Linked DNA regions of Homo sapiens: region 2 is linked to region 1. Evidence: chromatin contacts called from ENCODE Hi-C or POLR2A ChIA-PET data. All regions are on one chromosome and are shown on one strand. The core of a region is the stretch at or near the end of the contact, and the rest is flanking DNA. Distances in the headings are between cores, read along the strand shown. Region 1 overlaps RXRA (retinoid X receptor alpha). Region 2 overlaps RXRA (retinoid X receptor alpha).

Region 1 (3,339 bases), core at 557-3,056:
GAGGGCAGCTTGCATCTGTGGGAAACTGAGGCCCAGACAGGCCGGGGCATGGTTCTGGTGGGGCCTCACCTGCCCTTCTGGCCTTGGCCCCTGCAGACCCTCTGGGCCACTTCCTGCCAGGGGTGTGGATATGGCAGAGCAGCCCTGGGTGCTCTGTGGCTCCCAGCTCCCCACACCCCCTAAGCTGGGCTCTTCCGGGCAAGGCTGGGGCGGTAACCCTGGGGTGTTCTGGGAGATTGGAGACCCCCTGGGGTTCCATGCTTTGCCCAGCCTGCCCCTGCTGACGTTAGGGCTGCCTGGGACTCAGCTGGGTCCCTAGTGTTGGTGGCTGGGGGAGAGGAGCCAGGAGCGTGGACTTTGGCATCCCAGGCTGGGGCTGGCCTCTCGGCCCCTAGCTCGTGGCCCTGGCTTTGAATGTTACATAGATGAGGCCTCATGTGGGTCCCTCCCCTTCTGCTTACCTGCCCTCTTACTTATGAGGAGGCTGATGCTAGAGAGGGGTGTGCCCTGTCCCGGTTGCCCAGCTGGGGGATGGGGCAGGCCCACAGCTTCTGGGGAGAGCGTTTCCCAAGGTGGGGTCTGGTGCTGGCAGGAGGGGGCGGGGTGAGCCAATGGCTCCGGGGCCACCACAGAGGCGGCTGTTGCTGGAGGGCTGATGGCACGCTGGGCCCGGGAAAGCCCCTCGTGGGCCATCTCCCGGAGTTCTCTTGAGGGCCCCTGTCTTACGGATGAGGAGATAGAGGTTGAGGATCACAGCCCCAGCCTGCAGGCGCTCGAGCTGAAAGCCCTCGCCCCTCGTGGTGGGGCAGCGCGTCCCTGGGTGAGTGACCAGGCGGCCTTGGGTCTCTGGTGAGCTCAGGGAGCGGGGTCCACGTTGCCTGGCCCAGGTGGGATTTGGCGGGTAACGCTCGTGGTGTGTCCTGGTGTGAGACCCGGTGTTCTTGGCTGATGTGTGGGTTTGCTCATGGGGTGGACCAGGCCGCTGCCCCTGCCTCCTGTCTCTGGCTGTGGCCATGGCTGTGTGGACCAGGCTGGGGCTGCACTGGGGCCTGGGTGGTAGGGGGTGATCTGCTTGTCCAGTGGTTTCTGTGGCTTTTCTGGGGTCCTGGGCTGTCCCTCAGCAGGCCTGGGACTGGGCGGGGACAGTGGGGATGAGTTTCAGGTCTGTTCTTGGTGGCTGTTAACTCTAGGCCAGATGTAGCCCTGAGGGGCCCGGCAGAGTCTCGGTGGGTCTCGGTGGGGCCAGCTGTCGGTGGGTGAGGTGCCCCAGGGGAAGGGAGGGCCAGCCCAGAAGGACCCTCCCATTACCCTCTGGTGGCTTGCCCATGCCACCATTCCTACTGCTAGGCTCAGGCCTGTCTTGGGGAGGGTTCCTGGGCTGGGATTGGCCGTCGGGGAGGTGCACACAGACGCTCAGCACAGTTGTGGCTGCCTCCAGTCAGGCGTCCGCTGAGCGACCCCTAGGAGCCGCCTGTCTTTGCAGGAGCCGCGGGGATCATCTGGCGGCTGCCTCCACCCCTGCCTCCACCCCTCCCTTTTTGGGAGGTGGGGCTTGGCATCTTCAGCATCTCTCGTGCCTCAGTAACAACCTGGGAGCGGTGCTGTCCCTGGGTACAGATGAGAAGCCAAGGCTCAGAGGCACCAGGGCCCCAGTGGGAGGCGGCAGAGCCTCTGGTGGCTCCGTGTGGCATGTTCTGGGCTGTGTGTGGGGCCAGGGAGGGTGTCTTCAGCACAGGTGCCCGCTGGGTGGTCTCCCATGTGTGCCCAGGAGGAGTGCCACAGCCTCTCCCTCTGCCCACCCCCCCCATGCCTGCCCTGCCAGCAGGTCCAGCAGGCCTTGGCACAGGCTCCAGAATTGCACGTGATCTCAGACGGTTCCCAGCTTCCTCTGCAGGGCGGGGCTGCTCCAGTCTCTTACACCAGCGCATCTGCAACTCATTACACAGCGGTGTCGGTGGCAGAGTGGCCTGGCCACGGCGAGCTCCTGGCGGGAGTCCCCCTCCCCAGCAGCCACCCCGTGCCATGGGCCTCCAGGTCCCCCGGGTGCTGGCCTGGGGACAGCACCACAGGGCCCAGCCAGGGCTGGGGCAGGGAGGAAGGGCCCCTCCACTAGTGGGCTTTGGCCTCCTCGTGAGGAGCTGGGTGGGGCTGGAGAAATCAGCTCCCGCCAGCCTGATCTTCCTGCCTCAGAAGCTGAACCCCGGGGACAGTGTTGGTCAGAAAAGCCATAGACTCTCCACGGAAAAGGAAGCCTGGCACCCCCCATGTTTCACGTAGGCCACCCTAAGGTCCACAGATGCCTGGGGACAAGGATTAGTGTGAGCAAAGACACAGGAGTCGGGGACACATCCCAGTCGGAACGTGGTGGAAAGGCGCCAGGCAGGCTGAGTCGGAGATGTCCCTCAGGCTCCTGCTGGGAGAAGGGGCTGGTGGTTCCCGGGCCTGCACATCCCCACCCCTGCCCTGCGTGCCACTCTCAGCCTTTGCCCAGCACCAGGCTTATTATCCGATTGGTTAATTGGTTGAGATACGGGTCACCTCCCGTAACAGTCATCTTTTTAAGGCGTGCAGTTCAGTGGGTTTTCATCCACACACTTGCACAGCCACCACCACAGCCAGCTTTAGAATTTCGAAGCACTTCCACCAACCCCCCAAAAGAAGCCCCGTGCCCGCTGGAGCTGCTGCAGTGCCCCGCCTGACCCCACCAGCCACTCCCCTGCCTGCCTTCTTTGTGGATCTGCCTGGTCTGGCGTTTGTGATCTCCCTCCATCTTCACAGCAGTCTAGGTGCTGCGCTGGGCAGGGACTGAGTCTGCGGTGGGGGGGAGGGTGGTGACCCTGTCCGGGGAGACCCAGCCTTGCTCCCCGGAGCCCACCCTTCCACTCTCTGTGGGAAGAGAAGGACACTGAGTCTGCCTTGGGTTTCTCTTGCGTCCCCACATGCAGGGACGACGTGCCAGGGCCCGCTGTGTGCCCTTACCGTGGAGATCCCACTTTACAGATGGGAAACTGAGGTTCAGTGGTCGAGGAGCCAGCACTTGGAGACAGGATGTGAAACCCCCGGCTCCTGGCCCCTCGGCCAAGCTGTCGGTGCAGTGCGGTGACCCTCGCCGGCTGGGGAGTGTGGGGTGGGCTTCCCTTTGTGGGGGCCTCAACTTGCCTGCCTGTGCAGGGGGTGTGTGGGGCACCATGGTCCCCCAAGGGGCACAGAGCCTCCTTAGCACCTGCAGCTCCCCCTCGGGTGGGGGGTGCCGGGGTGTCTTGTGGCCCCTTCTGGGTCCTTGGGGTTCCTCTCCCACACCTGAGGGCCTGCCCAGCCTGTCTCTGGCAGCCGAAACTG
Region 2 (3,058 bases), core at 490-2,989, 53 kb after region 1:
AGCAGCGCCAACGAGGACATGCCGGTGGAGAGGATCCTGGAGGCTGAGCTGGCCGTGGAGCCCAAGACCGAGACCTACGTGGAGGCAAACATGGGGCTGAACCCCAGCTCGGTGAGTTGCAGCCTGTGCAGGGGTGGGCAGCCTCACATGCCTCAGTTTCCCTCACTCACTCACCCTCCCACCTGAGCAGCTGATGAGCCAGAGAGGTCCTGGGGGCTGCCCTGGGCCCTGTGGCTGCCTCAGCTCGGCCTCTTACCTGAGGTGACCCCGTGGGCCCCTCGCCCCAGCTGGGCGGCACTCTCCTCTCCTGGCCCATGCACGAGTAGCCCATGGGGCAGGGGCCAGGGGCCAGGGGCCCGGGGCCTGGGGCCCTGCGGCCACATCATCATCCTCGGCCACCTCTGCTGGGGCCTCAGCCGCCGTGTCCCCTCGGAGTTTGGCCTGTCTCGGTGCAGAGGCTGTCCCTGCTCCCCGGTGCCACTTGGAAAAGGTATGGGAGGAGGCCGAGCCCCCAGCAAGAGGCTCTGCAGGTTGGTTCCAGGGCTGGCTCTGCCAGCAGCCGTGTGGCCCTGGGCAGGTGCCCGGCAGTCGCGGTGGCTGCTGTTGATACAGGAAGCAGCTCTGCAGCCCCCCAGCTGGTCACCCCCATGCTGACCCTCCTGCCCCCTCCCACCCCAACAGCCTCAAGGGGAGGAGGATTGGGTGGGCCGCAGCCCTGGTCCCGGGCTCTTCTCCTGGGCTGGCTCCAGCTGGTCCTGGAGGTGTTGGATTCAAGACCCCCTGGCCTCGCCCTCCTCTCCTTGGACCCTCCCTGTTACTGGCTCGCTCCCTGTGGCATCTTTGCTTCTGGCTGTGGCCTTGCCAGGGAGGGCAGCACAGGGGCGTTCTGAGCCCCTCCTACCCTACCCTAAGGCCTAGGAACCTGTGCTGCTCGGGAACCATTGCTCCCTGGTGAGCTTGTCTGGCTGGGAGACCCCACCTGTCCCAGGCCCCACTGAGGGGGTGGCTCCAGCTGTGCCCGGGGTTGGGCAGGTGAGCTCCTGGCCACCCGTGTGAAGGTTCAGGACTGTGCAGTAAGCTTCCTGCTGCTGGGGACCTGGGTCCAGCTGGCCCTCAGGGCCCATGTGTCTTTTGCCATGGTCACCATGGTGTCCAGTCTTCATCTGTGTCTCCGTGTGGGTTTGGGGCTGGGACCAGAGCCCTGTGGCCACCGAAGACCTTATACAGGCCGACCATGAGGTTGCCCCAACCTCTGTCCCTCTGTGGGCCCAGGCACACCAGCCTGCCCTCCGTGCTGGGTGCGCCCTGCAGGTCACTGTCTCCCCACCCCCCAGGGCCTTCGTGCTTGCAGCTCACGTGGCCTGGAACTGGGCCCTCTGGCTCTTCCCCAGGCTTTGGTCTCAGCTGAGGTACCTCCGGCCTTCATCTGTGCCCCTGCCAGGGTGGGGACTGCCCCTGTGATGTGGGCTGAGAGCACCTGATCTTTTCTCTGTGGCCCCTGGCACTGGCCACCACAGGGTGAGGTGTGTTCACAGGGTAAGGTGTGTGGTGGGTTAATTTCTGCCCCCACGAGGCTGCTGGTGATGGCTGTGCTGCTCCTCACCACCAGCTTCGGTCAAGGACAGCGACCCCACCCTGCTCGTTGGCACTCACACAAGGCCGGCATCCCCACTGCCTCTGCCTGTCTGAGGGTGGGGGTCTGCTCTTGTCTGAGGCCCCGTGGCTGGGTCAGGGCCACCCTGCTTCCCTGCCCTTTCTGGATAGGACAACCTGGTGCCCCCACGTCCCCGGCTCTGCTCAGACCTCTACTCTGGCTGGGGGCTGGGGCTGCCCAGCTTGGGGGAAGATGAATGGGACCCCGACAGCAGGCACCGTTCTTTCCGGAGAAACCCTCCCCTTGAGTGACAGGCACAGACCCACCCCCAGCCCTGGCTGGTCTGCACGCATGCCCTGCCCTGCTCCCGCCTCACCAGCCTCGCGGAGGGCAGGGGAGGGAGGGTGGCTGTGAGGGTTTCATGATCCAGCAGAAAATCCAAAAGCAAGTTTGGCAGATGCACAAAGGGCTGCCAAGTTTTTATTTCGTGAAGGACATTATTTGGGGGGGAATCTGCCATCTGCTGTCTCCGCCACTGCCTGAAAGTTCAGGGAGTTTAGAACCACAGAGGCAGGCAGGGCTCGCTGGGGATAAAGGACACGTCTTCCACGGGGAGGGGGTCTCTCTGTGCCCGCTCACTCCCTGCTCTGTCTCATCTCACACTGAACGCTCCTCTGTGGACTGGCCTGGGTCCAACTTCCAGAACCGCTCACTGGGCCCCTTCTCTCAGATGGGCAAACTGAGGTCCAGAGAGGGGGCGACCTGCCCAGCGTCACGGTCCTGGTGCCTGGTTTCTCCCCAGCGCGGGGCAGGGCCTGGGCGGGTCCTGTGGACACTTCTAGGCAGGAGTAGAGCCCATCACACGCCTACTGTTACATGAGGCACGTTGGATCTCCAGGCGAGAATGGGAGGCTCACAGAGGTTAATCCTTTCCCCAGGCCACACAGGGAGGTGGAGCCAGGATCCTGCACTATCCCTCCCTACCTAGGGGACCCCCTCCAGGCCTAGCCCTGCTGGTACTGGAGCGAGAGCCTCACACCTGCCGGGAGTGTGCCTCCTCCTCCGCTCCGGCCTCCTGGCTCTCCAGCCTGCCACATTCTGCTCCCTGTGGCCGGCTGTGCACACTGCAGGCACATGACAGATGGTGACCCGTGTGCCCACTCCTGCAGAGGTCCCAGCCAGCCCAGGAGGGCTTGAGGCTCTCCTTCCTACCCATGGCACCAGCCTGTCACCTGGGCCTGCTCTGGGCCCCGTCTTGGCTTCCGAGAGTGGCCGGCTAGTGGCTGGGAAGTTCCTGGGTACAAGGATCCCCAGCAGAGCCACTGCTGCAGACACGGTGCTCGGGGCTGGTTCCCATATCCCCCCGCCCCTGCCAGGCCTGCTTCATCCTTTCTCAGGGATACCCTGCAGCCGATGGGCAGGCGAGAAGGATGGGCCCCTTTCAGCCCCCAGCGTGACAGAAGG

The links. A loop is a pair of places that touch in the nucleus more often than their neighbours do. ChIA-PET counts read pairs that join two places held with the same protein, here RNA polymerase II (POLR2A). Pooled maps may share reads with other maps.
Region 2: a map of left ventricle myocardium inferior shows a loop between it and region 1 (1.9-fold over the local background). The contact joins two enhancer-like sites. A Hi-C loop is called at or near these places in 28 of 168 maps with a recorded cell type or tissue (A673, CD14-positive monocyte, HCT116 and 19 more) and 24 of 50 pooled maps. POLR2A ChIA-PET finds 5 or more read pairs at or near these places in 9 of 52 experiments (A549, A673, AG04450 and 6 more).

What each region holds. Positions count from the first base shown.
Region 1 is chr9:134,364,510-134,367,848 of GRCh38, forward strand. All of the region lies in intron 1 of RXRA (retinoid X receptor alpha), which reads left to right. Among named protein-coding and RNA genes, the nearest start is that of MIR4669, 13 kb to the right of the region's middle. Within about 2 kb of position 1,807, at least 28 of the 41 ENCODE cell types and tissues checked have a DNase peak (open chromatin) inside an H3K27ac peak, as active enhancers do; they include gastrocnemius medialis, left ventricle myocardium inferior and psoas muscle, where a contact is called at or near this core.
Region 2 is chr9:134,417,217-134,420,274 of GRCh38, forward strand. It overlaps RXRA (retinoid X receptor alpha), which reads left to right. Exons shown (of 10, transcript NM_002957.6): 5 at 1-111. Among named protein-coding and RNA genes, the nearest start is that of MIR4669, 39 kb to the left of the region's middle. Within about 2 kb of position 1,740, at least 6 of the 41 ENCODE cell types and tissues checked have a DNase peak (open chromatin) inside an H3K27ac peak, as active enhancers do; they include gastrocnemius medialis, left ventricle myocardium inferior and psoas muscle, where a contact is called at or near this core.